Linked DNA regions of Mus musculus: regions 1, 2 and 4 are each linked to region 3. A link is a loop called in an ENCODE intact Hi-C map of the cell type or tissue named here. Cell type or tissue: heart. All regions are shown on one strand. Links, peaks and the distances in the headings refer to the core of each region. The heading gives the core; the rest is flanking DNA. Region 1 holds the start of Zfp212 (Zinc finger protein 212). Region 2 holds the start of Zfp786 (zinc finger protein 786). Region 3 holds the start of Zfp746 (zinc finger protein 746). Region 4 has its middle 31 kb from the start of Zfp777.

Region 1 (7,911 bases), core at 1,279-6,278, 170 kb after region 3:
CAGCTCTTCCTCTGTATCAATCTATCAAAAATGTAATGTTTTTTTTTAATCTATACTGTATCATTATATATAGATATCTGCTACTAGAAAACGGATAAAGTATTAATAAAGGATTTTGAGCATAGCCTTTCCCCAGCTCACTACCCCAGTCCCATTTTGGGGAAGGTTTTCCCTTTTCTTTTTTGAGACAAGGTCTTGCTATACATCTGTAGCTGTCCTGGAACACACAATATAGAGCAGACAGATCTTGAACTCAGAGTGATCCATCTGTTCTGCCTCCCAAATTCTGGGATTAAAGACACAGCCATCATGACTAGCTAAATTAAAACTCAGTTAGTTGTTCATACTAGCTTCATTTCAAGCCTTGACAGTCCTTGTAATTAGGGACAACTACAACGAATGAGGCAGAATATCTCGGTCCTCTCCATGGGTTCTAATGGGCGAACAATAATACCCAGAAAAAGACACTAAAGTCTTTTTCTGCTAAATAAATGCTATATTTGAATATTCTATAATAATGAGTTTTGATTGTCAATTTTTAAATCTACCTGAAGCTATGTAATTAGCCTCAAACTAGTTTAAAGATGTCATTTCAAGATGGAGAACTGAATCTTTTTCCATTATAAGTAGAGAAATACATTGGACCTCTAGCTACAATACACTTCTTAGCCAAGCTTCTTTTAATTGTATTGTTTTGACAATTGTTCTCATATCCTTTTATAGTTCAGCATTTGCATAGACATCTTTTGCTGTATTTACTATAAGCCAGAAGGCTGGATTTTTCCTGTCCTGGCAATCTTTGCCTTTTAACTCAATTATATTTATTGTAACTGACTTTCTAGTCTTTAGCAATCATCCTAGAAATTATAAAAAGTATATGTACAAAGGCCACTAGACTTCTTAACTCCAATCTCTTCTCCTGAGCTTCTACATCAATGCTGTCATGTAGTTTAATTACTTGTCATTAACTCAACAAATTACTGTCCTATTCAACCAGGCATTTAATCCTAGCACTTGGGAGGCAGAGCCAGGAAGATCTCTGTGAGTTCAAGGCCAGCCTGGTCTACATATTGAATTCCTGGACAGCCAGAGTTATGTAGTGAAGCCCTGACTCATTCTTACAGTTTCTCTATAAGAGAAACCCTGTCTCAAAAAACCAAAACCAAAAGGAACCCAAGAAATGAAGAGAGTTGTGAAGCCAACTTTGAGAACATTTGTTTAACAATCACATTTGATGTTTATGAAATCTTTCAAAGGACTTATTTTTTTCTTCTTCGAGACAGGGTTTCTCTGTATAGCCCTAGCTATCCTGGAACTCACGCTGTAGACCAGGCTGGCCTCGAACTCAGAAATCTGCCTGCCTCTGCCCCTCCCAAGTGCTGGGATTAAAGGCGTGTGCCACCACCGCCCAGCCTCTGTTCATATTTTAAGAGTTCCCACTTTCTGTTTTTTGGGTTTTTAAGTATTGTTTATACTACTTTTGAACTGTTGCATAAAATGATGGGTTTATGATTTACTATAAATTTCAAATATTATTTACACAGCTTTTCTCAGTATTTTTTATTTTTTTATTTTTAGTTGTTATTACCAGGACATGTATGTGGCCAAGCAAAACAGAATCTTCAACAGAAGAGATGTGTGAGAATACAAATATTTTCAAAATATGTTCAAAAACAGTTGAAATAAATTCTACAATGTCAGGACGATTAAGTTCAAGTGTAGTCTGAGATCTTGGTGGACCTTTCCTGCTTCCTCTCAGTGAGCTCTGTTGGTGATCACTAGGCTGGGCACGGCCAGGAAAGGAGTGGGTTGGCTTTCTCACTTCACTTTAGTGCTAATAGGAACCTACCTAGAGAAAACACTTATTTTACAGGCTGCATCTGGGTCTCAAGGGAGCCAGGTGCAGAAACACCATAAGCACCAGAGTCATGTTTTCTGTGAAGTGGTAACTCCTTGAGAAGAAACACAGAAAATCCTCCAGTCCATCCATTCTAATTAGTTCTTACCCACTTCCTAGAATAAGCATAGTGAATTTCAATCAAGGCAAAACTCTCAACACAAATTTTACTGCATCTCTTTTTCACGAAAAGATCTCAGGATTCCCAAAGTATTTCTGGACCCAAAAAGCCAAGATGCACAACGATAGGCCGCCCACTGGTACTGTCCAGGAGTCTGGAAATGAGACACTTCTAGGGGTCTGGACAGTGTTTGTTTTCTCTGCCAGTTAAAGAATTAAAAGGCGGGAAAAACTCAAGCCCCCCAGGTACCATCAAAAAAAAAAAAAAAAAAATCTCAAACACTACTGACAGAATCCACAGTTGAAGAAAAGTGTTTCCTGGGAGTGAGGAAACACATATGCAGCAGACAGAGAAAAAGATATTCTGCAAAGCAGGGGAGGGGGAACTCAGGAAGCTACCAGATCTGGGAGGCTGGAGCTTCATCCTCTAATTTAGAGCTGTTCAGGTGAAGATGGCTGATTGCTCATAGTTGTTGTGCAATAGGCCATGAACTTGTAGAGCTAGTCCATCAGCAGGGGACCTGCTGGTGGGAGACAAAAGACTAAAAAGCCTTTGCTTTAAGCTGCCAGTCTTGCCTCAAGTCAGGAGCATCAGGAAGATAATGTCCATCTTGGAAATCTGTCTGCCTAGCCAAGGCCTCTCTCCCTATCTGCTTACCCTGCAGGGGGTCTGTTTAACTCCTGGTCTCTTATTTACACCTGGATGCACAAGTAGGATTGCTCCAAGTTCAGAGCCAGCCTGGTCTACCTAACTGGTTCCAGGCAGCCAGGGCACAAAGTAAGACCTTATTTTGAAAGATTAAAAAACAAAAACTAAACAAAACAAAAAGACAAGAAAAATACTTATGCCTGTAATATCTGCAAGTTGGGAGTCAGAGGTAGGAGTTTACAGTCATTCTCAGATAGGCTAGGCTGGGGCACATGAGAGTTTGCCTCAAAGCACAACCACTACCAAACAAACCCCAGCAGAATGACTTACACCTGTAAACTTAGCACTGGGGAGGCTGAGTCGGGAAGATTGTCATCAGCTTAAGGACAGCCTGTGAGGCTCTGTCTCAACAGTGAAAAGCCAGTTCAGGTCCATCTATCCTATTTTCCTATGTTAACCTCTACTGTGACACAGTATGAGGAGACTGGAGCCAGAAAAAAAAAAACGTAAAAATGCTTACAAGGAACTCAACATTCTCAATTCAAGTTAAGGAGACAAAGGCCTAGAGAAGTGAGCATAGACTGCCTTCCGAAGACCATGCACTGAATATATAGATAGATGAACGCTGAGTTACGGAAGATATTCCTCAAACCAATTTTCAGTGTCTTCACATTCTCTGAAAAGAGAGACAGCTGGAAGAGGCGGTAAGCGGATAACAATGCGCACCCACAGTTTTGTAAAAACAAAACAAAACAAAAAACAAGCAAGCAAACAAACAAAAACAGCAAATACACCAGTCCCCAAGGAGAGAAGGCTTCAACCTGTGGCTGCAAACTCAGTACAGATAGCTATGGCAGAACATGGCAACCGGAGCAGAGCCCCACTGGTCGGAGAGAAGCCCTAAGTCCTGGGGTCTTCCGTAGCTGAGCTCAAAGGCAACAACCCAAACCCAGGGTTTTATCCCGCGCCTTCACTCCAACTCAGAAAACGAGTCCCTAGTTGGCACGAAGCAGGAAAATATGTGGGCGCAGTCACAAACAATTCAAAAAGCCTCGCAGAAGTTTCTGCGGAAAGACGCAGAGCATCCGGGCTCTGAGCCTGACGCAGAAGGACCCAGGGAGCAAGCGAGCGGGCGGGCGGGCGGAGGGCGAGGGTACCGGGAGGGAAGTCAGCATCCGCCGGCGCCAACGGCCGCGGAGGAAACCAAGCCTGCGACCGAGCGCCTCAAGCCCCGCCCCGGGCAGGGCGCTGTCTCCCCCAAGGCCCTCCCGAGCCGGCCGGAGCACCTTACCCGAGTAGGCGTCGACTCCGCCATGGTCGCAGTCGCCCCACAACACCGACTGGCGGGATACTGCTCGAACTGTACGCCGCTCCGCCAGACGTCCTCACCCTCCTGGAAGCCGCCGCCGCCGCCGCCGCCGCCGTGTTGATACAAGGTGCATTCTGGGAGCGCTCCCCACCCCCAAGAAGAGCGGCAGCGGCTCCTCCTACCGCGCGGTATTTCTGTTGCGCCACTGTGCTCCTGGAAGGGGAACAGCAGCCTGGAAATTCAGTCATTGAGTGTGGGGTGTAAGCGTAAGGATTCTCAAAATCAAGAGCATTTTCTGAATTTGAGTCCTGCACTCCGCGAAATGCTTTAAGAGATTCAAATATGTGCAAGTTTAAAAAGGCGCGGGAAGGAGAGAGAGAGAGAGAAAGGCGTAGGGAGGAGAGCGTGGGGACTAGTAGAAAAGGAGGCTAATGGGGGTGGATGTGAACACCATACGTTCTGGACTTGCATGCAATTGTCAAAAATAAAAATAATTTTTAAAAAATGTGTACAAATGTGTACACCCTTTTCTGTGAGGGAAGAACACAGCTGAAGCTAAAGAAAAGGTGAATTCTCATAGGCAAGTGATTTTCTTCCATGCTCACCTATGACTTGGCTTTTTCTGGTCAATCCATTATAGAGTGTTAATTATGGTAATCACTTGCATTGCAGAATTCAAGATAGCCTTAATCACAAATAATTAACCTAGTCCTCACCGGGCAGTGATGGCTCATGCCTTTAATCCCAGCACTTGCGAGGCAGAGGTGGATGGGTTTCTGAGTTCGAGGCCAGCCTGGTCTACAGAGTGAGTGCCAGGGCTAGAAACCCTGTCTCAAAAAAACTAAATAAATAACCTAGTCCTCATGCCAGGGTGCCAGGGTATTAGAGGCAATGTGTTCTGCATTCTGGCTTGGAAACATCTGGCCACATCATTACCACCCCAGCGCTCAGGTGTTTGAGGCCAGCCTCAGCTATATAGTGAGTTTTTGACTAGCCAGAAATATCTAAAGAGACATTGATCCAAACAACACCCCCAAACCCAGTACTTGCAGTACTCAAATGCCTCATTTCCATTACATTGTCCTGGACATGCTGAGTGAGAATGACATGAGTTTCCACTAAGTGTGAATAGCTTCCTCTAAGAATTCAAGTACTCTCACTAGACTGGTCCCTTCTTCATTTTTCTGCAAATGATCCCTGTCTACACTGACTACAACTAACAACTTTCTCTAGAACCCAAGCCGATGGCCTGCTGAAAAAAAAAATTCTCAGCATCTGTTTTAACAGGCACTTAAAAACCTACATTTATATTAAAATAATAATAATTTTTTTAAAAGCGCTGACTCATTTAAGCCCCCCACAGCAGTCTGGGTGTGTCTGTGCCTTCATTTTATCTTTGTTTGTTGCCTTTGTTTGGATCAAATTCCTGCTTGACTCCATAACCGTGTCAATCAGTTGAGTGTGTCTACTTGTCCCATCTCATCCCCTTTCAAGCTGAAGGCAGAGGTAAGTCATTGTCCTGAACCAGCAGTCACCTTGAATCCCTGGAAGAGCAGAGTGTAAAGGATAGATCATGTCTCAGATAAGGGCAATTATCCTTGTGTGTGAAGCTGTACCCTGGAGCAGACCTCATCTTGTAAGAACCAGATGGATCCTCTTAAGCAATTCAATGGCAGCAAGAAGGACTTCTAATCACTTCACAGAATCAGAACTGGGACAGCGATCATCTAGACCATTTATTGACCAAGACAGCTTAATTACGTGACAAGGACTAGCCTCAGCTTGGAGAGGTGTTCTGAGTGGAGGAGTGTCTGGGAACAGTGAAACAAATGACTCAAAGTCAAATTGTGGGTCCAAGCTGACGGCCTATGTTCTGCTGTGGATGGCTTTCCAGACCTCTCTATGTGTTCAAGACAGCTTTTCAGAACACTCCCTGTGTTCTTCTCTGCTTGAGACAGCTTTTTCTTGCTAGTCTAAAAACTCTCTGGATAGCTCATCACTTGCAGATCAAAAACCCAGTTTTTTATTTACCTATCAATTCAGTCGCTCCCTTTTTATTATCCCATGAATCGGCATCCAATGACCCCAGCCCCTCAATTCTTCTAGAAAGAGAGAGCAAGCACAAGCACAGACAATAAGATATCTGGGTGGGACCCAGAACTCTGCCTTGAAACTTCCATCCCTACTAATAGGCCAAATCTTTTAAGTTTAGACCTCATTTTAGAGAACCTGATCTAAGTTTAAGTTCAGGTAAACTAACAGGCTCTTCTCTAGCATTAGTTTCCAAGTTGCCCCTCCAACAAAACCGGAGCCCAGCTCCTGTCTCTAGGCTAATCCCCAACAAGACCAGCATCTCCAAGTTATTCCCCCAACAAACCTGCACCCCCAGGTTACACCCCCTGCCTAACAATGACCAGTGCAGAGGGGGGCAGAAATTAAGCTTATGATATGACTCCCAGCACCAGCCAATTATGTTAAAGGCTACAGCAGCTTTCCAACTAGATACTTGCACACTTACCCCCTGCTTGTTGCTTACTATAAAGCCTTGCCTTGATAGATATTCGTGAAGGCAGTGTGCTGACGGAGGGGGGGGGGAAGCTAGCGCAAATAAAGACCTTGCTGTGAGTTACATCAGATCAGCTCCTGACTATTTTTGGGGGGATCACTAACATTTCCCTTGCACTACCACTCCTGGGTCTGAACCTAGATTTTCTTTGTCCCAGACTGACCTTGAACTCAGGAATCTACCTACCTTTGTATCTGCTTGTCTTTGTGACTTTCTGACAAGATGGCTCATAGTGCAGCTGACTCTGTTCCTTTAGATCTGTGAAGATCCTTATATAATTCATATTGCATCCTATGTTTTGCATAGTTGAGGTATTATATATTTTTGTGCTCATGTTTTCAGCATTTTCCCCACAGCCTTAAGGGCTGTCCTGAAAGTCAGTGTTCTACTGTTGTAACCCCCAAATTACTGGTACTAGAGAGACTTCAGTGTTTTAGAGACAGTTTGCCTCTGTGTTCCCCATCAGAGACTCCCATCCTCCCTCCCCCTCCCCTAGTGTTAGAATGGCACTCAACACTCCTCCTGATAAGCAGCAAAACTCCTGGAGACCTTAGAGAAATAACAAGCTCAAGGGAGACCGTAGAAAACAAGATAGACAGAGGTCAGGTCACAGACAGACTGGCCATAAAATTAGTCCTTGAACAGATACCCACCCTCTACTCCCCTTTCCTGTAAATATTCACACTATTCTTATGAATATAAATCCAGTGTTTTCTGGAAACAGGGTTGCTTCCCAGCATTCACACAGTGAGTGCTAGGTGGATGAACCAAGTTCGAACTTGAAAATAAAGGACTCTTTTTCGAATTGCAGCAGACTTTGCAATTCTTGGGTTTCCTGTGAACTCGAGGCACAACACTACCATTTTGCTGAGACAGACACACCCTCACCTCCCGGACTTGTGCTATCTCTGATTATCATGGAATCATTAACCTTGCAGAGAAGCCAGTCCTCTAGGGAGGAAGGTGAAACATATGTACACTATTATGCAAACCAACCTGATGCCCACAGCAACCATTAACACTCATGGAGGCCTATGCCCTGCTGCCTCTGTACTGTCCCCTACATGGCCATGCTGGACTCGGCAATTATGTATGTTTTCTTACCCCTTGTTCCAATTTTATATAAGCCAAAAAATTCTGTTAGTAACCCCAAAACAGAGTTAATTCACTGGACCCCTTAATCTTTTTCCCAGCTTGGCCACATTAATTACCTCTCTTCTCTTTGCTTTTCTTATTTCTTTAAAAATTCTCTCTCTCTCTCTCTCTCTCTCTCTCTCTCTCTCTCTCTCTCTCTCTCTCTCTCTCGTGTGTGTGTGTGTGTGTGTGTGTGTGTGACATGTCTTTAACCCTAACACTTGGGAGGCAGAGGC
Region 2 (7,911 bases), core at 914-5,913, 260 kb after region 3:
CTATGGCCTTAAATAGGAGGTAGAACATCCAGGAGGCAGAAAGGTTTCTGGGTATGAGATTTGTCCAGGACGACGTGATGAGGGATGTATGAGGGATGCTTCTTCTGGTCTCCACCTCCTGCATTCACATGATGCACAGAAACTTACAAAACCTCACACACATAAATAAAAAATGAATCTGAAAACAAACAAAGAGGACTGGAGAGGTGGCTTGGTGGTTAGCAGCACTTGTTGCTTTTGCAGAGGACTTGGGTTCTATTCCCAACACCTACAAGATAGCAACAACCATCTGTAGCTTCAGTTCCAGAGGACCTGACATCCTTTTCTGGCCTCCAGGGACACTTCATACACATGAATACAGACATATAGGCAGGAAAACCAAGACCCATAAAATAAAAATGAGTATATCTTTTAAAGAGAGACTTATATATATCCTCATGTTACAACATATAATTGTAGTCCGGGGTTGACACCTCAGAAAAGTGAAAGCATATGCTTACCCAGAGACCTCCAGTGGTTGTTTGTATTGGCTTTTGTGCCAGCTAGAAAGTTAAAACAGCCAAAATGTCCCACAGAGGAGAATGGTTGCTTAAACTGGCAAGTTTATTTTTGTTTTTGTTTTTGTTTTTTTGTTTTGTTTTGTTTTGTTTTGTTTTGTTTGAGACAGAGTTTCTCTGTGTAGCCCTGGTTGTCCTGGAACTCACTCAGTAGACCAGGCTGGCCTTGGACTCAGAAAACCAACAGCTTCTGCCTCCCAAGTGCCTTTAAGCCCAGCACCCAGAAGGCAGAGGCAGGTGAATCTCTATGACTTTAAGACCAGCCTGGTCTGGATTGTGAGTTCCAGGCCAGCCAAAGCTAAAGATAGTGACTGTCTTGGGGTTGGGGCAGGAGAGAGTTGCAACATAATCTAATTGTCCCTGTAAGTATATTCTTTTTCTTTAACTAATACTTTGATGCCTGCCCATGTTGCCAGAATAAGACTCATTTTCTACTTGAGGAGTGGATTAAAGAGAAATCTGGGGGAAATTATACCTCGCTGCTTCTCAAACTCATTACTTCATCCTTGTACTATTAAGGCCACTTTTAATGGTAACAATTTAAAAGTAATCTCAGTCTAGCCTGAAGGTTGTATTCCCGTTTGGGGATTTATACTTCATTTTCTCAGAAGTATGACTAATAGTCAACTTACTACTTGACATCAGAGAGAAGGGAATTCTTGACAGAGAGCAGGAACAATATAAGGTCAATTGTGGAAACAGTTTTTAGGGACTGGAGGAGACATGGCTCAGTGGTTAAGAGCACAAACTCCTCTTGTAAACAGAGTTCAATTCCCAGCAGCGTATCAGGAAAGCTGCCTGTAACTTCAGGTGCTCTGATATTCCTCTGACCTCCTCAGCATAGCTGTAGCCATTTTGTTCCATGCCTGCCAGCTATTTCATATTGTTGCTGTAACATGTCTGCCAGTTGCTGACACAGAGAAGTGACTTGGCTTAGAGCAAGGACATCCTTACCACACACCCTGTTTTGTTCTCTTTGAATGGACTGTATGAGGTTTGCAAATCTTAAGAAATCCCACAAAGCTTTATGTAGGACCCATCAAATCAAAGGTCAATAAGGACTGTTATGTCTAAAATAGCTTGAATCAGAGCTAACCACTGGGCAGCCCTTCCTGCACCTCCGTATGAGATCATTGTGGTTTTTGTCACTAACACTGAAAAATGCTACTAATAAGCCAAAAACTTATGACTATAATACTCATGTTCTCTTATCTCGATGTTCTGAAATTCCTCTGTTAACCATCCTCCACCACCCCCTAACCTTACTCAGGACCAATCAACTTAAAGGATTATTATAGCTGATAATACTTTGCCTAGTAAGCCAACTGCTTCCCCCCCTTACCCTTGAAACTTTTGAACCTGTTTTTTTTTCTGATAAAAAGTCTACCCCGAGAGTAGACTATTACCACAATTTGGTTTTATCTTCTTGTGGTCCTGGATGTCCAGTATTATGGTGTGCATTCAATTAACTATTCTTGCTTAACTGAAATTGGTGTACATATGGTTTATGTGGCAATTTCCTGAACAGTATGCAGACATACTTGCAGGCAGTAAACAAACCCTACCCACAAAAATCGTAAAAATAAAGAAAAACAAACAAACAAGGACACCCCCCCCCCCCCGCAAGACTGTTTGGCAAGGTAGTACAGGCCTTTAATCACAGTACTAGGGAGGCAGAGGCAGGTGGATCTCTGAATTTAAGGCCAGTCTGGGATACATGGTTAAAATTCATTTTGATGGTGGGTTTTGGGTGGGGTGTGTGCTGGAGGGTAATGACATGTGGGAGTCAGAGAACGCATTGTAGAATGGTTTTCCTTTTTTCATCTCTACCCTGATCTCTGGAATGAAATGAGGTTGTCAGGCTATAGCAGCAAGTGTTTTGTCTACAGAGCTAACTCATCGGTCCCCAGTATGATATTTTCTAAGATAAACCATTCAATTAGTAATATATATGTGTTCATGTCACTATTCTATGCCAAACAGGTACATGTACACTCCGGGACTATTTAATTTCTCTCTCTCTCTCTCTCTCTCTCTCTCTCTCTCTCTCTCTCTCTCTCTCTCTCTCTCTCTCCAGACCCATAACACTCCTGGAAAAAATTTGAAGTTAATTGTCCAGGGATATTAACTGTCTTCCATTTTTGCTTCTCCCTTTCTTATTTTTCTGTCAGTGTCTTACTCTCTTTCTGGGTTTCCATTTCTCCCACGTCCCTTCTGTAGCTTTCTCTACCACTTTATGTATTTCCTTTAGAATCTAAGGCTTAGATGCCATGTGTGCTCCGTCTTCACTCCTAGGGTACACCTGTGACCTGCTGCAGAAGCCTGCTGCATGAGGGTTAACCTTATTTCCTAGGGCTTCCCCAGTCACGGGAGGGAACTCCACGCATGCGCAGGTCAGTGGCGTGCTCTCAATATGGATGGACAGGATTTGTGGGAAAATATACACCTCTGGCCCTGGCCAGGTGTATCCCTTAGTGGCAACCTGTTCCGAGGGGAGGCTCTTTTTCTGACCCTTTTCTTGCCAGTCTTAGTCCCCATCTTGACTCCAGAGCTCACTGCAAAGATGGACCCTGTGCACCCAGTGCTTGTCTGGAGGTCTGGGCCTTCTCTCCACTCTCGTGTGTTCTTTGTCACTGTAGGGAAGAGTGGGCTGTGGCCACGCGAGGTTCTGATGTTGAGCCGTGCTGCTCCTCCTGCCCGCAGGGGGCGCTGTGAGACAGGATGACGGCTGCGCTCCCCGGCGACCGGGCCGGGCGGTGGAGTTGGGGCGAGTGGGAGCGGCGACCTGGGGTCGGTGCGGAGTGAGTGCACGCTTTATCGCCCGGGAACGTGGGCGTCGCCGGGGCCAAGGCTCAGGCTAGGAGCGTCCGCGCTGGCCATGGCCGGACCCGCTCGGGTAAGGGCCCCGCGCGGACAGGGCTGAGACGGGACCGCGGGCTGCGGCGGCGGCGGGACCCCCAACAAAGCCGCGTCCGCGCGGTCGCCTGCGCCCTGTCAGCAGCGGCTCCATAGCCTTTTCTCACCAGCAGAGTAAACGCCTGCGGGGGATGGGTTTCCTCAGGTTTGCAGTGATATCCATGCGGGTTTACGGTGTCATAATTTAGCCGCACGCAGACCGTGCTCATTGCCTTTCCCTCATTGAGTGTATGAGGGAAGGACCTCACGCCAGGAGGGTAGAAACGGACAGTAAAATCTGCAGGGAGCACGCGCTGTTGGATTATTTCTTGTTTTGTTGAAATCAGGGTTTAAAGGATATGGCTGGTTTTTATTATGTTGTTCTTATTGCTCTACTAAGCATTCTTGATTATTAAATAAGGCTTAGATAAAACACCTTGTACATTCTCAACAGATGTACATACAGGTTTTCAGGATTGAGTATGTAAAAGACAGGTAGCACGTTAATCATTTCTAAGCAGAATTTTGAGTAAGTGGAAGATGGCCATACCTATAGATGGAAAAATAAGCATAAACTAATCTTTCAATTAATACATAAAATCCTTTTCGGTTTCATGAAATAACGGATATTTGTGAATTTATTCAAGATTGGATAATAGGGCTCAGTTGCCTTCCTAATCCAGAGGTTGTGTTGTCCAACCCTCAATGGATACCTAAAACGGAGTATAGTAGGAGCTCTAATGTAATACTTTACATTTTACTCAAGCACGTCCCAGTATACTATTGCTGTGGGGACCCTTGCAGTTTAAATTATGTTGGCAAAACTTGTGTGATGTTGTTGTCTTCACAATTTAAGAGGTTGAAGGTTCATTCTTACTACAAATTTTAGTGACTTTAGCATAGGATTTTTTTTTAAGGTAGGAAAGTGGGAAATGTTCACTTTACTCCTAAAGGAAACATTTGGAAGCTGGACCTGGTGCTGGGGAAGCAGAAGCAGGAGGATTGCTGCAAGACTTGGGCCAGTCAGTCCTGGGGAGTGAGACCTTGTTTCAAAAGCCAAAACCAATTACAACACAGCTTTTCTTTGATATCTTTATCTGAATCACCAGAACACATACTCTTGCATTTTGGTGGCATTATTAAGAAAAGTAAGAGTGTGTGAGCACATACTTTGTTACAGAAGAGTAGATATTTTTCTGTGTGTGAACTAGGCTGTGCTTTCTTAGCCAGTAACCACTAGATGCCAGTAGCATACCTCCTGAAATTGTTACAACCAAAACACTCTCCAGGCTTTGCCTAATGTCCCTTGGAGTACTAATTGTCCTGACTGAGGACCGTTAACCTAGGGTTTCTCACAGAAGAAACTGCATGTAAGCAGATATAGAGTTTTGTTTTGTTTTTCCTTAATACATCAGAAACTAGTGAGTTTTGGTTTGGTTTTTGGTTTTTGAGACAGGATTTCTCTACATAGCCCTGGCTGTCCTGGAACTCATTTTGTAGACCAGGCTGGCCTAGAATCCGGAGATCAGTCTGCTGCTGCCTCCAGGGGGCTGGGAATAAAGGAAGGCATTTGTTATCACACCTGGGACAAAAATGATTGTTTTAAAGTGTTATAACACAAACAACTTGCATTAACTTAAAACATTGGCTTTCTGATGTAAATGCCAGTGAATCAATAGACTTTTTAAAATTCAACTTTAAATACCACCTTGACTTTAACAAAAAGATGAGTATAAAGTTTAAAAAATTTGAAATAATACATACTTTAATAGCCCTAGAAAACAAAGACACACTGATAACGAATGAAGCTAAACTCATTAAAATAGCAGCATGATGTGGGATTACAGTCATATAAAGAGTATTTTCAACTAACAGATATATAATTTCCATAGTTGTCATTTTGAGCATCAGGAAGTATCTATGTTTCCAGTCAGCCATGGTAAGCACAAATACTAAACAGTTTTGAGCTAGGGATATTTCTCAAGGGTAGAGAAGTTGCCCAGCATATGCAAGGTCCTGGATTTAATCTCACATACAGAAACTAACTCACTCTCACTCACACACACACATATTAATAGTCAGGTTGTTCATATCCTTTGATTTAGTAACACTCAAGTTTAGACTCTATTCTACAACAGTAAAAGTGCTCATACATAAAGAATCACACTGAAAAGAAGAAGAAGAAGAAGAAGAAGAAGAAGAAGAAGAAGAAGAAGAAGAAGAAGAAGAAGAAGAAGAAGAAGAAAAAGCCGAGCGTGGTGGTGCATGCCTTTAATCCCAGCACTTGGGAGGCAGAAGCAGGCAGATTTCTGAGTTTGAGGCCAGCCTGGTCAACAGAGTGAGTTCCAGGACAGCCAGGGCTACACAGAGAAATCCTGTCTCAAAAAACCAGAAGAGGAAGGAGAAGGAGAAGGAGAAGGAGAAGGAGAAGGAGAAGGAGAACGAGAACGAGAACGAGAACGAGAACGAGAACGAGAACGAGAACGAGAACAAGAACAAGAACAAGAACAAGAGAACCACCACACCAGAGCATTGTTTGTAATGACGGATGATGGTAGCCAAGCACAGTGGCATGTGCGTTTTAATCCCAGCACTGGAGAGACTAAGGGAGGTAGATCTCTGTGAGGCCTAGCCCAGTCCTGGTTTACATAGCCTGTGAAAACCTGCCTTAAAATAAATAAATAACATTTACAGAGAGAAAAGAAGCAGTATGTATATGGCCCATTAGAGGGCTCTGTCTCCTTGTGGAATATAATGCAATAATTCAATTTACCACAGTGTAAGTTTACTCCCTTGTACCAATCTGAATAAATGACCATGACATTAAGTGAATGAAGTTTCGCACTGAGTTGGTTTCATTTTTGTAGTAAATATTCCACCCATACATACAGATATTCAGTTTGAGACGCATAGAAGATGGGTGCAGTGGTGCTATCAGGGCCTCAGCTTAGATTTAGGGGAAACAAATTGCTTTATTATTTAATTACATTTTTTCTTTATTTTTATTTTATGCATATGGATGTTTGTCTGCATGTGTGTCTGTATATCACATCTGTGCAATGCCTCTGGAGAGCAGACAAGGGGGCACTAGGTTCTCTAGGACTAGAGTCAGTGATGGCTGTGAGCTACCATCCGAGAGTTGGGCATGCTGAGCCATCTCTCCAGCCCACAAGTCACTTTTGCAGAAGAGTCTGCTGAGTTAAAAACAGCTGTCCACTCTGTGAGTCTCAAATTACTTATGAGAGTGAACAATGAGATGGTCTTTCGTAGCCGTCATGACGGTATCTGTATGATGTCTTTCACTTCAGTTCCCACTGACTTTTGAAGATGTAGCCATTTACTTCTCTGAGCAAGAGTGGCAACACTTAGAGGCCTGGCAGAAGGAACTTTACAAGCAAGTCATGAGAACCAATTACGAGACTCTCATCTCTCTAGGTAAGGAGCTTTCAACTTCTCTGGTGATTCTTGCAACTGGATCTTCTCAGAGCCCCTTGGTCACTTGATACACCTGTTAGGTAGCAAGATTGCTTAGATATAACCCAGAAAGGCTTTTTCATCTCTTTATTGTTGTTGTTAATACTAATGTATACATCACCGGTTTGTCCTTAGAGGTGGACCTTACAGGGAAGTATTTAAGACAGCATGTAGTATCATAGTCAGAGGTAGCAAGGATGAATGTTAAAACTTTCCCCATCACACTTTACTCTGAGATTGCCTGATTTTTCCACTGAGAAGCACACCTGCCTGTGCCCATAAAGTACCTGTATGCCTTAACCTAGAAAGTGGCTTCTCTGCAGCTTTCCAGTGGGGTTAAAGATTGCAAGAAACGAATGGTCTTCCCTGGAGTGTGATTCTGCAAGAGTGTACCTTGAGGTGTTTTGAGAGTACCTGACTCTGGTTAGGATAATGGATTTTTTTCCCTTCTTTCTTCTCCTTTTTCCTTCTCCTCCTCCTCCTTCTTACTCCTCTTCCTTCTTGTCCTCCTCTTCCTCTTCCTCCTCCTCCTTCATCCCTCCTTTTCTTGTGTGTGATTCTGGAGATGACACCCAGGTCGTTGCATGTGCCACCCAAGGGCTGTCTCACTGACATACACTTACAGCCCCTTTAAAGTTCTTGTTTATTGGATTTTTCTGTTGCTGTTTATTGTTTTTTTGAGACGAGGTCTCACTGTATAACTGAAGCTGTCTTGGAACTCACTATATAGACCAACCTGGCTTTGATCTCACAAAGATCTGCTTGTCTTGAGTGCTGTGGTTAAAGGTATGGACCAACCAGCCGGTTGGGTGGTGGTGCCCTCTGGTAGAATATACTGATGAGGCAGAGGTAGGAGGATTATGACTTTGAGACTAGCCTGTGCTACACATCTACACATTTGTGGGGCATAGTGGTGCACACTTTTTAGTCCTAGAACTTGGGATCCAGAGGCAAGTGGATCCCTTGAGTTTCAGGCCAGCCTGGT
Region 3 (7,911 bases), core at 1,576-6,575:
AGGCTGTACTACACTGGGGCAGGGCTGGGAGGGAACATAAGATTATGAGCAAATAATCATACGGAGTGATCACAACTGGGCCACAGCTTCCTAAAGAACAGATATGGACTCTCTACACGGTTGTCACTGACCGGGAGGCTCGTGAAACTCAACGGGAGGTGCTCAAACATTTGGCAACAATGAAAGGTCTCTGAGAGCTTGAAGACAAAAAGTTAATTCAGAGTCAAATGTGCAGCCAAGAATACTGGCCTGTAATGCCCTCTTCTGGCCTTCGAAGGCATCAAGCATGCAAGTGGTGCGCAAATACACATGCAGGCAAAACACCCATATATGTAAATAAAAATGCTTTTAACTTTAAAAAGTTTAAGAAGCCCTGAATTAAGCCACCATAGAAGGAATGAAGTACTAGGCTTCAACTGGGCCAAGTATTAAAGCAAGTTTGTATCTCCTGAGTGTGGTGACATAGTCTTTAACCCCAGAACTCTGGAGGGAGGCAGTACAAGTGGATTTTTGGGAGTTCCAGTACTTCATAAAAAAGACTCTGTCTCAAAAAGAAAAAAAAAAAAAAAAGCAAGGCGTGTCAAGTATGTTTCTAGGGTGACATCTTACACATGAGACAAAGAGACCCAGGGAGACTGGCTGACTTGATCAAGAATCTCTGGCAGTTAATAGCAGAAGCTGCAGGTTTCCAGGCTCCCAGGTCTCCATGAATTAATTTTTTGGTCTTCCTGCACTCAGAAACTGTTCACTGTTAAAAAGGTTTCAAGATCCCCACATTCAATTACACAGCCCCATAGAGGTTTACTACCCACAGTTGAAGCTGTTGGTCACTCTATGTGGTTATTTGTTTACATTCTCATAACCACTGTGAGACCCTTGGACTTTACCTCCCAGGCTAACAGGGCTTCTTCTAAAATATTTGCTGACTTTGGTTGCTTTAGATTTATTTATTTTATATGCATGAATGTTTTGCCTGCATGTGGGTATGTGTACCATGTGTACACCTGGTGTCTTTAGAGATAGGAAGATGGTATCAGATCTCCTGGAACTGGAGTTACAGACAGTTGTGAGCCACCATGTGGATGCTGGGAACTAAACCCAGGTCCTGGAAAAGAGCAGACAGTGCTCTTAATTCCTGGGCCATCTCTCTAGCCCTGGCCCTTTGTTTGTTTGTTTGTTTGTTTGTTTTGTTTTTTAAACAGAGAAGAGTTGGAGTTAATAAAGATATTTAATATCAACTTAGACACAAAGGTTAGCAGAAGGATAGATACTCAGGAAAAAGCAAACCACAGCTGAGAGCGTGGCTGTGGGCGTCTCCAAAGAAAAGCTGAAGAAAATAAGAACCACATGTGGGCGTGGCTCTTCAGTGGAAAGGTGCCTTGGCTTTTCTTTTTTTAATCCAGGACTTTGCAGCAAAGCTAACAACCACAGGTCCTGATCGCCTCTTTTGCGCTCACCTCTACAATGGTACTCTTGCCAGGTGTTTTCCTTAAAAACATTCCTCTAGATCATAAAACCAGTCCCACTTATGGGCTCACCCCAGCAGAGGAGATGCTTTGGGTGGGGGGGGGGGAATTCCTCCTTGGAAGAAGTACCAAAAGAAACAATAGGAAAGGACCTGGGGCAGATGCCAGAGCTGTCCCCTGTAGTAAGGGTAAGAGTGGACTTCATCCTTTGAAGAACAGACTCTATGTCAGGGGATCCGGGTAATTATTTTGAGAGGCAATCCCAAGACTTTGGAGATCTCAGAACACAGCTGAGCTAGCAGGAAAAGAAGAAAATTAGATTTGGGGAACCAGCCTCCTCAAATATTAAGAATAAGTGCTCACCCAGGGCAGTCCCCAGGGTAAATTCAATTTTTACACAATAAGAAGGATGTATTCTAATGGCTCCATCCCTTCTCACACCCCTACAGACCACGCAGGCTGAGGAGAGGATAAAGGAAGTGTTAAGATCTCAGTCCGTGACTTAGGGTTTCTCTTGCCACAATGCAACACACCATGAGAAGAACTTGGGGGAAGAAAGGGTTTCTCCTCCTTACACTTCAAAGCATCATTCACCATTGAAGAAAGTAGTTCAGGAACACAAGCAGGGCAGAAACCTGAAGGTTGGTGCTGATGTCAAGGCCATGGAGGCATTTGTTTTTCTCAGTTAGGATTCCCCTCTCTCTATAAGATACAATTTGCAAAACACATGAAACTCAAGAAGAACGAAGACCAAAGTGTGGACACTTTGCCCCTTCTTAGAATTGGGAACAAAACACCCATGGAAGGAGTTACAGAGACAAAATTTGGAGCTGAGACAAAAAGATGGACCATCTAGAGACTGCCATATCCAGGGATCCATCCCATAATCAGCCTCCAAACGATGACACCATTGCATACACTAGCAAGATTTTGCTGAAAGGACCCCGATATAGCTGTCTCTTGTGAGACTATGCTGGGGCCTAGCAAACACATAAGTGGATGTGCTCACAGTCAGCTATTGGATGGATCACAGGGCCCCCAGTGGAGGAGCTAGAGAACGTATCCAAGGAGCTAAGGGGTTCTGCAACCCTATAGGTGCAACAACATTATGAACTAACCAGTACCCCGGAGCTCTTGACTCTAGCTGCATATGTATCAAAAGATGGCCTAGTCGGCCATCAGTGGAAAGAGAGGCCCATTGGACATGCAAACTTTATATGCCCCAGTACAGGGGAACGCCAGGGCCAAAAAGTGGGAGTGGGTGGGTATGGGGGACTTTTGGGATAGCATTGGAAATTTAATTGAGGGAAAATACCTAATAAAAATATTTTTTAAAAAAAGGATTCCCCTCTCTCAAATGACTATAGCTTGTGTTAACATAAAGTTAGCCAGCACAGTCAGGGAGCTGGGGAAGGAGGGTCAGTTATTAAGAGTAAGAACAAAACTTCAGTTCCCAGGTTGCTCCCAGAACCTGAGACCCCTGACCTCCTGCACACGCGTACACATATTTGCATACATATGTGTGCATATACATAATCAAAAATAAAAGTAAATCATAAAATAAATAACGAATGGCAACAACAAAAAGATCTCAGGCACTGGTCTTGCAGGCTCCTGCTAGGGGGTGGCATGGAAGGCAATTCTGAATGGCAATACATCTTCTTTGCCACACGGGGCTCCACACTAGGCTTCTGGAGAAATTTTACATTTTGACTTTTTTCTTCCTTTCCTTGTTATTAAAAAACAAAAATATGAATTGAAAAAAATTAGGGGTCTGGGGTCTACTGGCACTACGTTAATGGACATGCTTCCAAACCTACCTAAACTTTGTTAGACATAACCTTTTATATGAACACTGTATGAACATGAATAATACACATGATAACACACATCTTGTTATACATTTGTTACGCATTTTAACGCCAAAATGAAGTAGTTCCGGACTACTCTCGTTCAACATCTTTCCACGCTTACCTGATATATCACAAGAGGGCGTTGGATCTGCGGTAACTACAGCTTGTGGTGAGATGCTGGGAACTGAAACCCAGCCCTCTGCAAGAACAGCAAGTACTTTTAGCCGTTGAACTGTATCTCCAACTGCATTCAAAAAGATTTTAAACGATGGCATTTTAACCCATTTTTCATGTCATTAAAATGTTTATTATAGTATACATACTATAGAAACCCCACATTTTTTGTGTCATTAAAATGTTTATTATAACACACATACATAATCCTACAGAGAACCTACTGTGACTTATCAAGCCATATTTCTATTGTTGGAAGCATTCATTCCATTTCAAGGCAAAAATAGGCGTGCTACAGCTGGACAGCTGCGGAAGTGACCGTGCCGGGGTGCGCACTGCCTGCCGAGGCCGTACCCCCAAGTTTTATACCGCCAAACCAGGTGGCACATCGCTGGTGAGCACTGGCGCCGCGGGGGGCGTGGCGATATGCGGGGGCGTGGTCGGAGGTCGGGCCGAGGCGGGGCCTCGTGAGGAGGGCGGGGCCAAGCGCGGCGGCAAGCGGGTGCCGGCGCTGCCGTTCGCCGCTCGAGCTGCAGGTGGAGCTGTGCCGCCGCGCTGCCTCCAGGAAGCCTCACGGGCCTTCGTCGGCCTGGCCGCGGCACCGGCTCCCAGGATGCAGTGTGGAGCGGCCGGGCGCTGACGGCGGCGGTGCGGCTGCGGGCGGAGCGGCAGCAGGCCGGCCTGCGAGGAGCGCGGCGGGGAAGGTAGCGGCAGGCCCGGGCGGCGCTGCCGGCGGAGAGGACCCGGCAGCCGGGCCTGCGTGGGGCCGCGCGCCGCGGCGTCGACTTCCTTCGCGCCGAGCAGGACAGCGCAGGGCCATGGCCGAGGCGGCCGCGGCTCCGGTAAGGGCGGCCCGCGCGCTTGGCCTGCGCGGCCTCGGGCCCCGGAAGGCCGGGGCCCAGCACACTGTGCCGCAGGCCCCAGGAGGGCTTCCGGGCCAGACCGGGCCTGCGGGTCCTGTGGCTGCGGCGGGCGGCCGCGAGGTCCTCCGGGGCCTACCGGACCGGGTGGAGCCGAGCGCAGGGAACGGCCGTCCGCGCCCGGGAGGCCGACCTGCGCCAAGTTCCCGGTCTGCGCGTCCCCGGGCCGGGCTCCTTCCTCAGCGCCGGGCCGGTGCTTCCCTCTCCCAGCTCCCCCCAGCGGCCTGGTGGCACCTGGGAGGTGTCCGACGTCGATTCTGTAGACAGTGAGCACCCACTATGTGCCCAACCCTCCTCAGGCGGCACGCGAGGACTGCTCGTATTTGTCCAGCCAGGCTGGCGCTGCACTCAGCCCGGTTTAGGCATGATTTTGTCTGCACTGCAAACCTGTGGGGTAGTAACTATTATAGTTATTATTTCATACAAAAGAAAAGCTGAAGGCCCAACGAAGTTAACTTGCCAAGAATCTCAGCGAGAAAAGTGTGGGAAGACAGTGCTCTCACAGTTCAATGTCTGTAATAAGGAAAGCAGTCCAGGTACACGAGTAGCCTTATGGTCGAACAGAAAGAGGTCGTAGCCAACCTGGTGGAGGTTCGAATGCAGGTGCTTAGCAGACTCTGGTGCTCCTCCCGCCCAGCCAGGTAATCTGTGCTTCTGTGAGTTGAGTTAGCTAGGGTTTCTAGGGCTTGGGCAAAGAGAGGCAAGGGCCAGACACAGGACAGTGCAAAACTGGTCCACAAGCCTGGAGATATGGTTTTGGATATGAGGCTGCAGAAATGGAAGGGGCTGGGAAGGCCTGGGCTTCGTCATATGGGTAGGAAAGAGTTGAAGGAATTGGCATCAGTGACTCCGGTCTCAGAGTACTGGCTTCCCTAGCTGTTTGGCAATTGACTATCCCACCTTCGCTTTAAGTTAGCAAGGTGCTAGGCTTCAGTAGAGCACAACCCCTACTTCCAACTACACAGGTCAAAGACCATGGACCCCATTTAAAAAAAAAAATTAAACAAGAATGACATCAACAAGATAGATGTTTGTGCAAATGTCTTTGTGTAACACACAGATTGCAGCAGAGAGAATGGGTGGCAAAGTACAAGGATACGTCTGAAATAGACTCTAGTCTGGGGCAATCCCAGTCAGGGCTGGTCCTGAGGAGTAAGGGACCAGAAGTGTCCTCCACAGCACTTGCTCCCTCTAACAGTTCTGCCAGTCAGAACCCATCTGAGACCCACTGAACGTCCCCAGTCAGAGCCAGTGTCCTTCCTTCTGTACAGCCTGAGGAACTCTTGAGCACCACCCAGGCAAGCTTTTCTGCCTCTGGTCAAGCTCTCATGTCCCCATTTTCTCATGTCTTCCCATTTTCTGGTTCTCAGCAACTCAGATGAGTCCACACTAGTTTCTAGAACTTGGTTTTTTTGGTTTTTTGTTTTGTTTTGTTTTTGTTGTTGTTTGTTTGTTTGTTTGTTTGTTTGCAAACAGTCACCAATCTTTTTTGTTCAAGAATATTCTTCTAGAATATAAGAAACATCCATCTTCAGGCACTGACCAGAAATGGCGCCCATGACAGGATCTCTGATCTACCCTGTGGGTTGCACCTTAGATGTACATGGAAGAGCTCCTCCCATTCCCTACCCAAATGTGTTCTTTATCCCCAGTAGGTAGTCACTAAAGCCTCTATGCCACTCCCAATGACAGGGATGCATCAGTCTTATGATTGTTGTTGCACATGTGAAAAGTATGACTATCTGCCTTCCTCACCAGATTATAGTTTATCCCTGATCTCAGGACAGCTCATGTCTGAGAATGATTCTTACCTTAAAGGAAGTTCAGGTGGTATAAAGAGTCCAACTCAGTGCCAGGCATAGCAACACACTTGTCACCCCAGAACTTGGGTGGTAAAGGCAAGGAAAACCAAGGGTTCAAAGCCATCCTCTGCCACTTAGTTCTAGAGCAGCCAAGGCTATGTGAGACTTCATCACAAAAACCAAGCAAAATACTCAGTTCTTTGATTGGTTAAAATTGGCAGTAATGGTAATTTTAGCTCATGGGGGAGGGGCAATTAAGAAAGGACCAAATCAGATTGTCCCAGAGGAAGGGGAATTAGCCATTGAGCTTATCTGTCTGTTAAGTGGGGACATGAAATGCTTTTTTAAAAAAGCAGTTGAGCAACCTCCTTGTTTGTACCTCTCAATTGAGCAGCTGGAGTTTTTGCTGGGTCATCATCATGCAGTTCCTGTGCGATTGTGACAGGAGTGCAGGCTGGGCTCTAGTAAATCTGCAGTGTATCGTTCATCCACTAAAACAGCCCAGCAATGCTAAGTCATTGTTTATTTTGCAAAAGTGCACTGTGTGTTTACCATGTGTTTAGCGCGGTGCTATGAAAAGACACAGTGTCCACCAGAAGAGATGCTCACTGTAGCGACATACAGGAAATGACTGAATAAGGTGGAAAGCACCAAGATAGGAATCTACACAGTGTGCTCTGCGGTCCTAAGGCAAGGCACCTGCCAGACTCTGGCTACTTCTGTTATACCCAAAGAGGCTATCACTTCCCCTATACATGAGCTCCCCTAGGCCTAGGGGTCTTGAAGGCTCAGTGCAAAGAATGATGCTGGTTTCTCTTCTTTCTCAAAGATTTCTCCATGGACAATGGCAGCTACAATTCAGGCTATGGAGAGGAAGATTGAATCACAGGCTGCTCGACTGCTTTCTCTAGAAGGTCGAACTGGGATGGCAGAGAAGAAGCTGGCTGACTGTGAGAAGACAGCTGTGGAGTTCAGCAACCAGCTGGAGGGCAAGTGGGCCGTGCTGGGAACCCTGCTGCAGGAATATGGGCTGCTGCAGCGGCGGCTGGAAAATGTGGAGAATCTGCTACGCAACCGGAACTTCTGGATTCTTCGGCTTCCCCCAGGCAGCAAGGGCGAGGTCCCCAAGGTAGCTTTTGGGAGCTCTGGGGTGGTGAGCCTGAGGGTCCATGCCTGAAAGTGTGTCGGTGAGCGAGCGTGACACTGTGGTTTCAGGTGCCTCTGACCTTTGATGATGTGGCCATGTATTTTTCTGATCAGGAGTGGGGCAAGCTGGAGGACTGGCAGAAGGAGCTCTACAAGCATGTGATGAGGGGCAACTACGAGACACTGGTCTCCCTGGGTAAGCATAGTATACACCTCTGTAAGGTGGGATTTTACGAGTCCCAGACCTCTTTGTGACATGGTTGTTGTCATGTCAGTGATGTGCAGACCCCTAGATAATCTGAGCAGGAGACTCCTCTCCCCCGACCTTCCTTTCTTGCCTCCTCATGCTGTTCAGTAGAGTCAGATATTCCCTTCTGCTTGACGGAGTAGCAGACCAAGGAAAGCGGTGACCTCTGTCCTCACTAGGCCCAGAGTACTGACATCTCCATTTTGGCTGAGACTGGAGTACAGGTGTGCTGGCAGCTCTGCACTGTATTTTTAATCAACTCCACTGCAGCAGAGGAATTGTTCTCTTATCATGGAGTGGGTG
Region 4 (7,911 bases), core at 1,456-6,455, 70 kb after region 3:
GGGGTTATTCTCTCGGTCATCTGAGAGGCTCCTGGGGAGGGGGAGGGGGAGCAGGGCTTGGGTTTAGAACCTTTAAGGGTGCTTGGTTGTACAGCCTCATAGAACTTACTATGTTCTAGGCTCTATAGTTGAACAAAAATATGAGAAGCGAACTGCCTTGGCAGTGCCAGGAAGCTGGGAGCCATTCTCTAAAGTGAACCTTTGAGATCTAGAGAAGCCCAGGCCTTCAGGGAGAACTCTTTACCCAGGTGTCATTGACAAAAAAGGCCATATCTTCTATTTTCCTCCTCTCTTCTTACTGAGAGCAGTTTTCAACAGCCAGGTGCCTAGGGGAGACCTTTCTTGCTGTGCCCTGTGGCAGCTCTGCAGATTAAGGGATCAGGGACTGAGGCACTGTAGGCTCTCCTGTTGCCAGGGCAACGCTGAGTCAGGCCCAGGCCTCTGCATCAGCCTTCTGGGAAATGATTTGGCTTCAGAATCATCTTACTTCTTCTCATAGTGGGAACCTTTAAATTAAAATTTCTTCAAAATCAATCTTGAATTGATCACTTCTCGTTGGGTTCCTTGAAATGTAGTAAACACATACAATCTAACTCTTCTATGTCTGACAAAGAATAGACAGACGCAGGCTCAGAGAATCAAAAATGAAAAATGAAAAAAGGAAGGAAGGAAAGAAGGAAGAAAAAGAATTTAACTTAATACTACTGACAGTGGTCTTACATAAAAACTTCTGGTCTGAAATCATCACTCAGGATTTTATCAAGGATAACGATAATGACGTATAGCTAGCTGACTCTTATCATTACCAGGTATTATACAAGGCAAAGGCTTCTGTTTTATCCCATAAAAAGCTATGAAATTGTTACCCCTGTCCCTTTTACAAGATGAAGTTAAGCCATCAAATTCACATGGCCAAAATTTAACTGAAGTGTGGCCCCAAAGAATTTGCTGTCATGCCTCCCCATTTCAGTACAGATGGTATTTAATAAAAGAAGGCAGAACTGCAGCTCTGACCCTCGTGGGCACCTCAGGTAAACCTGGACATCTTCCAACCCTGTCACAGCATTGGGACAGTCAGTACCTTTTCCCTAACCAAGATCGAGTAGGTGCTGCCCACTCATTGGAAGAGGACTCTGAGAAGACGGCCAGTTTGCATGTTTGGCACAATAATGGCCGTGGTGATGTGAGCTACACTGTACACTGAGGTGAGTGAGAGGTTCTGTCTGAGGTTGTCACCTTAGAGGCCCTTTGTGCAGGGATCACAGCAGCAGTTGCAGGAAGGAGATTCCTATAAGAAGACACCACCTAGTAAAGTGCCACACACTCTGCCTGCTGCAGGACAGTGCTACATCCCTCCAAACATGAATAGGAACAACTTGGAACTTATGCTCTTCCTGACAGCCTCCAGCGTAACTAGGATTACAGATGCCACCAGGCCTGGGTCAGAATCACTTTAAGACCAACACGCAACCTGTCCTTTATTTACAACTACGAAAACTATGCTCACAAAGAATTAAAATTGACTAAATCCAGACAACTTCCAAAACTAATTTCAAAAAAAAGCAAACGGGGTGGAACTAGTCGGCATGTCTCAGTAGGAAGTTTGACAAACAAACTCCAACTCCCAGATTCCATAGTGGAAGTACAGAAAATCCTGTTCTAAAGGGCTGTCCTCTGTCCTCCACCATGGTACATACACACACACAAATAACTCTGGAACTATGGCATTGATTTTTCCATGAAAGGTTAATTTAAAATTACAGGATTCCATGATCTAATTTTCTGCACATATATGTTTATAAATTCTAAATCCTAAGGACAGGGGTCAGACCCAGAGTCTTATGCTAAGAAAGTGTTCTTCTCATTTTGCCACCATTCAATATCTCTGATGGTTCCTGTGTGCCAAGTGTGTCTGTGACAGGATCAAGTAGGTTTTCCTTACTGAGGAAACTTTTTGTTTTTTGTTTTTCGAGACAGGATTTCTCTGTGTAGCCCTGGCTGTCCTGGCACTCACTCTGTAGACCAGGCTGGCCTCGAACTCAGAAATCTGCCTGCCTCTGCCTCCCAAGTGCTGGGATTAAAGGCATGCACCACCACGCCTGGCCTGAGGAAACTTTTAAGTGAACAAACAACTTATTTTCCTGCTGATCAATTTCATTCCTAATCATGACAGAAGAAATATGCATTAGCTACCATCTGGCATGAGGACTTGTAGCCATTTTCAGACCTGTGATGTCGACATGAAGTGTGTCACTAGGAAGAGCCTGCTGCCCCTCTCCCTTTTAAAGACGGCCTCATGGAGCGCAGGTTTGTGGAGAGCTCACTGTGGATGGAAGGATGACCGTCTGCCTCATCTCCCAAGGGCTGGAACAACCAAATTCAAGACACAAAGCTTTATCAACTATATGAAGATGGGCCAAATCTGCAGCTCAGTTTTTCTGCACTTTGTCAGTGTTCCAAACTTTTGTTTGCAGCCTCTAAGTCCCTTGTTTAAATGGAACCATTTAAATAGTAGCGCATCCTTCCTGCTGGCCACTGTCTGCCTGGCCTTCTGGACTACCAAGAGAGAAGCTTGCTTTAAATCTAAGGTTCTGACCAAGCACCTGTGACTCTTAACATTTCCCAGTCTCAAACCAAGCTCTGGATGTCTAATTTATTCAGTGACACTTGCCATAGTTACCTCATTCCTGGATGGAGCGAAGTTTCTTAACTTTAATTTCCTTTCAGGTTTCACATGCTTGGCAGATATTCCTATCAGAAGATGATAAGTCCCCATAAACTCACCAGGAAAATCTCAGAAGCCAAAACTCACCAGGAATTCCTGGAAGGCTTTGGAAATGACAGCACAGATGTCCTTAAAGGATCCATTATAATTTCAGCACATGCTCCCACTGCCTTTTCCAGGGAAGAATCGGGGACCTTGCCTCATACCTTGTAAGCATCCTGGAGAGGCTATACTGCCCTGGGATTACAGGTACCTCCTAGGGGTAGCACTTAGTGGCCATCATGCGTTTGATTTCCCTACAGATGGGGACAGCTTTTACTTACTTTGTACTTGCTCTGGAGTCTGACACCCAGGCTTATCAATCTCATGGATAAATATGTTACATGTCAACAATGATAAAAACTTGGCCTCGTGGGAACAGATTTTTGGTTTTTTTAAACAGGATGGAACTAGGTAGCCCTGACTGGTCTGGAACTTGCTATGAAGAAGACTAGGCTAGCTTCAAACTTACAGAACCCTGCCTCTTCCTCCCAAGCTCTCAAGACCACCATGCAACACCACCTTCCCAATCAGAAATACTTTCTTAATTATAGACAATCCCAAACCAGTGCCCTGTGTGGGGGCACAGCAATGTCAGTGTTCAGGAGGCTGAGGCCAGCATGTGCTCTACAGAGGCCAGCCAGGGCTATAGCAAAAGTCTGCCTCAATAAACAAACAAAAAATCTAAAACTTTTAAACGATACTATCTTTTAGTATGCATTCACTCCAGTAATGCCTCTCATATTTAGCCCACGTACTCGGTAGCGTCTCCAGGCCCCTGCCAAACCCTCCAAATGGGTGCCTGCTATGTGAGAGAAAGGTACGTAGAGGTCTCATGAGGAATCCAAAGACAGGCAGGCTGAAAGCGAGACCTAAGGAAGATGGTGTGGTGTGCCTCCCGGTACCAAGGACCCCACTCCACCTTTCGAACTGAGCATAAACTGCTGGAATCCGGAATAAGCCAGGCTTTGGGACTCTGGTTTCAGATGCCTGGCTTAGCTGTCTGGCCACTCTCTCTGGCACGATTAGAAGCTCTGACCTTGGGAAAGATCTCCCTACCCCATCATCTAACCCCTTCCAGAGGGGGCAAGCCCTTCAGACGCCCAGAGAACCCCCAGAATGGCCCATCTCTTCTGCCCCAAGGACTTTTAAAGAAACCTCTCAAATCCCAAACACGTGTGTGGCAGTGAGACAACGAGCCAAGGCTCCAAAAAGCCATCCTATTTTCTAATCCCCGAACAGTATTTTTTGGGTTCTATATTTATATTTTCAATAAATGTAAATAGATCATTGTTTATACCTTTAAACCAATTTTAATGGTGTAAATTCCAAATGTCCTTCCTCCCAGCATCTTCTCCCTGGCCTCCATAGGCCTGGCACACTACCTAAGCTCCTGCAGGCCCCCACCACGTCGGGCTGTGCTGGCCGTTGTGCTGCCCCCTGGCGGCCAGCACCGAGAGGGCCTCGGAGGCCGGCGCCCACCTGGCTGTTGGTGGCCGCTCTAGGAATGTGAGGGGGGGGGGGGGCTCTCGGTGGTGGTGGTGGCGCAGGCGGTTTCCGCGCGCCCAGTCCCCGCGCCACGCCCAGGGGTGGCTGGCCCCAGAAAGGCCAGCCCCAACCTCCTCGCCAGCAGCCTGCCCTTCCCACTGCAGCGATGCCTCAACGCCAACTTTTTTTTTTTTTCTCTGCACCCTCGGGGCAGCACGGCCTTGTTCCCTGGGGTTTGTGCTGCGGGTTCTTTCTCCAAATCCCCAAGCAAACACAATTGTGCATACACCAAGGCGAGGCCTCAGGAATTTGCAGGTGATAATAGATACCGAGACTTACTCCCAACCGAGTGCTCAAACCAGTTGCAGAGAAGAAAGCCAAAAGCGAGGAGAAAGGAATGAAGAAGTTCACGGTCCTTTAAGGTTTATGTTTAAAAAAAAATGTGTATGTGCCTTTGAGCATGTGTGTGCACATGAGTGCAGCTCCCAAGGCCAGAGGCACCCAATCCCCTGTTGTAAACTGAGCTTCAGTTCTCTGCAGGAGCAGCAAGCTCTCGTGGTTTTTGTTTGTTTTTAACATTTATTTTATGTGTACGAGTGTGTTGCCTGCATGTTTACATGTGTACCACAACGGTCAGAACAAGATGTTGGGTCCCTTGGAACTGGAGGTATGGATACACCTTATGAGAGAGACACTGTGTGGGAACTGGGAACTGAACCCAGGTCTTCTTAATGGGTCAGCCATCCTCCAGACTGTCTTTTGAGAGGAAGGTCTTACTATATGGACCTGGCTGGTGACCTCACATTTTCATCATCCTCCTGCCTCAGTCTTCCAACTGCTGCATCACCACACCCACCGGTTCTCTCACAATTTTGGAGAAAGTCTAAGTTCAATGTGGGACAGATAGGTCCTTTCTGGATGTGTTAGTCTGAGTGCTGCCTCTGTGCCCAACTGAGCTTCCACTTTGCCCCATTCTTATCTTTGAAGACAGGGTGCCTGTAGGCCAGAAGTCTTTCCTTAGGTGAGCCATCAGGAACTACTATTTAAAAGATGGTTGACGGAATGACCACTAGTCACCCTGTGAGTTCATCATAAATCCTGTTTGCATGCTAAAGAACACACCATCCTTTGCCATAACAACAATTTCCATAGCTATATTTGCAAAGAACCACTAATAGGGATGAGGTAGGAAAGAGAAAGAGTCGTCAAAATTCCCGGCAAATCTCCCATTCTCAAAAAGCACACTACCATTCTCCTTTGAGCCCACCTGCCCCCATTTCCTTTACTCTCTAGCTTCCTAGACACCAAGAATTTATTATGGGGTTTATCTCCCACATCTCCTATTCTTGGATAATAATAAAGGACTCACTACTCAGGCTTCATATTGGTTCCACAATTCCTAGAGGGAAAAAGGACCCAGTTTAGGTACAGAAACCTGCAGCCTTGGTAATGAATCTGCTCTCTGCCTGCCTCTTATGCTTCTGATGATGGCTCAGCAGTGCTTGGCTGTAGACCCACCAGCTTCAGCAGCAGACTCTTTGGTTTCCACGGGAGGCCCCTACAGGCTTTACATGGAAAATTTTCCCCGTGAGGGAAAATCAAGCTCGGTTTACCTGACTTAGGTAACCTGTGCTGGGCCAGGACTTCTCAGAGTCCGATATCCGCTCACTTAATGTTGCCATATCTAAGCATAGCACAATTTTGGGAAAAGTTTTCAGATATAAACTCAGCCCAGAGAGTACAACAATGCTTAAGACGTGTTTTCATGGACCCTCTCTACAAAGTACCTGTGGCTTCATGCTTAAGATGGGTTTTGGTTGCCTTAGAAGCAATACCCAAGATAAGGGTCTAGGGAGAATTCTCTAGGGAAAATGGCTGAGATAAACACAGCCCCTGTGGGAGTCAGGATTTGGCCCTAAGAGAGCATAGAAGTCACTTTAAAGTACAAATAACATCTCTCATAAGGGTGAGTTTTATGGCCTAGAAATAATGTTCAAGGTTTTAGGGAAAAGGGGTCTGGGATAAGTAAAACATAAATTCTGATAGATACGCACACATAGAGCCCAGCTCATCAGACAGCAAAGGATCAACAGGCTGTAAACTGTATTGATTCTCAGCATTCCAGGAGGAAGACAGGTTAAACATCTCTTTCCTATGAAGGTGGCTGGTAGCTTAACTTTCCCGGCTTCTTCTGTGCTTGTCTGTGTGGACCAGCACTCTCTGCCCTCTGCACCACCTGTAGGATCCTGAAGAGTAAGATAGAGCTGAGATCATTGACCTATGTCAGAGCTGGTCCCAGAGGTGAGCTCCAGTTATCTAAGCCCTTGGGAGATAGAGGCACCAGAATCAGGGATTCAGTCATCCTCATCTACATGGTTAGATGAAGGCAAGCTTGTGTTTCATGAAACCCTGTCTCAAAACAAAAGAATCTCAGAAAAAGAAAGGAAGGAAGGAAGGGGGAGAGAGAGAGAGAGAGAGAGAGAGAGAGAGAGAGAGAGAGAGAGAAAGAGAGAGAAAGGAAGGAAGGAAGAAAGAAAGGAAGGAAGGAAGGAAGGAAGGAAGGAAGGAAGGAAGGAAGGAAGGAAGGAAGGAAGGAAGGAAGAAATCATCTCAGGACAAGTCAGGGTGAACTAAAATCAGAGTTCTTGAAGAACAGTGTTTAATGTAAATTGAACATAGATATTAACAGAAGGAGAGAGAGAAACTGAGGTGTAGCCCGTGCCTGTAATCCCAGCAATTGGTGAATCACAAATTCAAATTCATCCTCAACTACACAGCTAACTTGAGGTCAGTCTGGGCAACATTAGGCCCTGGCTCAACAAATACCCATGAACTGGGCTGGAAACACAGCCCAGTCGTTAAGAACATCTGTTGCTCTTCCAGAGGAATCGGGATTTGATCCTACGGTTCAGAAGCCAGAAGAGAAGAGAGCATCAGGCTCCCCAGAGATGTAGTTACAGACAGCTCCTGCACCTCAGTGTCCTGACTCCAGGCCTCTGCAAGAGCTCTTAGGCCATCGTCTCTCCCATCCCACGGAATTCTAACTCATACCCAGATCACAAGGAAGTCGGGATATAAGCAACACCTCATAACTTTGTTTATAAAAAATACTCTCTTTAGCCAGGAGTGGTAGCTTGTCCCAGTAACCCCAGCACTCTGGAGACAGAGGTAGGAAGGAGGATCTCTGTGAGTTCCAGGCCAGACTGGTCTACACAGGGAGTTCCAGGACTACACAGTTAGACACTGTGAGTGTGTGTGTGTGTGTGTGTGTGTGCGCGCGCGCGCGCGCGTAATATTTACTATGTTTTTTGTAGCCCAGGATAGGGGTAGTCTTAAATTATGATGGTCCTGCTTTAGCCTTCTGAGTGTGGAATTACAGCCTTGCTGAACCAGTAAGATTCTTGTCATCCTCCACCACATGGCTGACAGGACTCCTTCCCCTTTCCACATTGCTTCATTTTTTTTTCTCTTTTTATTCTGCCTCAGACATGCATCACTTCACGTTTCCTGCCCCCAGTTCCCTCTTATTAGGAGGATGAGAGCCTCAGTTTTTAACTTGTTACATCAGCAGTGACTTTATTTTCCAGTTTAAGTCACATTCAGAGGTTCTTAAAACAAGAATGTTAGCAAAGCCGGGCGTGGTGGCACACGCCTTTAAT

The links. A loop is a pair of places that touch in the nucleus more often than their neighbours do. Peaks named below come from ENCODE experiments on the same cell type or tissue, not always from the same donor. Only the 100,000 strongest peaks of a DNase experiment are listed, where the experiment ranks them.
Region 1: it touches region 3 in a loop (16-fold over the local background); 2 of 42 quality-filtered maps call a loop at or near these places.
Region 2: a loop joins it to region 3, with 2.6 times the contacts of the local background. A loop is called at or near these places in 3 of 42 quality-filtered maps.
Region 4: a loop joins it to region 3, with 9 times the contacts of the local background. A loop is called at or near these places in 9 of 42 quality-filtered maps.

What each region holds. Positions count from the first base shown.
Region 1 is chr6:47,916,796-47,924,706 of GRCm38, reverse strand. It overlaps Zfp212 (Zinc finger protein 212), which reads right to left and starts at 4,139. Exons shown (of 5, transcript NM_145576.2): 1 at 3,958-4,139. The coding sequence starts at 3,981. It overlaps Gm52899 (a long non-coding RNA gene), which reads left to right. Exons shown (of 3, transcript XR_003956427.1): 3 at 1,579-2,265. In heart, for the core only: CTCF peaks have their summits at 3,977 and 4,179; a DNase peak (open chromatin) is centred at 4,016; H3K4me3 peaks cover 2,165 bases; H3K27ac peaks cover 1,407 bases.
Region 2 is chr6:47,825,938-47,833,848 of GRCm38, reverse strand. Zfp786 (zinc finger protein 786) reads left to right here and starts at 3,344. Exons shown (of 4, transcript NM_177882.4): 1 at 3,344-3,453; 2 at 6,761-6,887. The coding sequence starts at 3,436. In heart, for the core only: CTCF peaks have their summits at 3,262 (motif pointing right) and 4,686 (motif pointing right); a DNase peak (open chromatin) is centred at 3,268; H3K4me3 peaks cover 1,415 bases; H3K27ac peaks cover 966 bases.
Region 3 is chr6:48,082,739-48,090,649 of GRCm38, reverse strand. It overlaps Zfp746 (zinc finger protein 746), which reads left to right and starts at 4,057. Exons shown (of 7, transcript NM_001163475.1): 1 at 4,057-4,335; 2 at 7,045-7,344; 3 at 7,476-7,557. The coding sequence starts at 4,312. In heart, for the core only: CTCF peaks have their summits at 3,144, 4,010 and 4,654; DNase peaks (open chromatin) are centred at 3,979 and 4,569; H3K4me3 peaks cover 1,963 bases; H3K27ac peaks cover 1,420 bases; H3K27me3 peaks cover 344 bases.
Region 4 is chr6:48,012,702-48,020,612 of GRCm38, reverse strand. It overlaps a transcript of Zfp777 not described here. Among named protein-coding and RNA genes, the nearest start is that of Zfp777, 31 kb to the left of the region's middle. In heart, for the core only: a CTCF peak has its summit at 4,197 (motif pointing left); a DNase peak (open chromatin) is centred at 4,282; H3K4me3 peaks cover 732 bases; H3K27ac peaks cover 571 bases; H3K27me3 peaks cover 5,000 bases.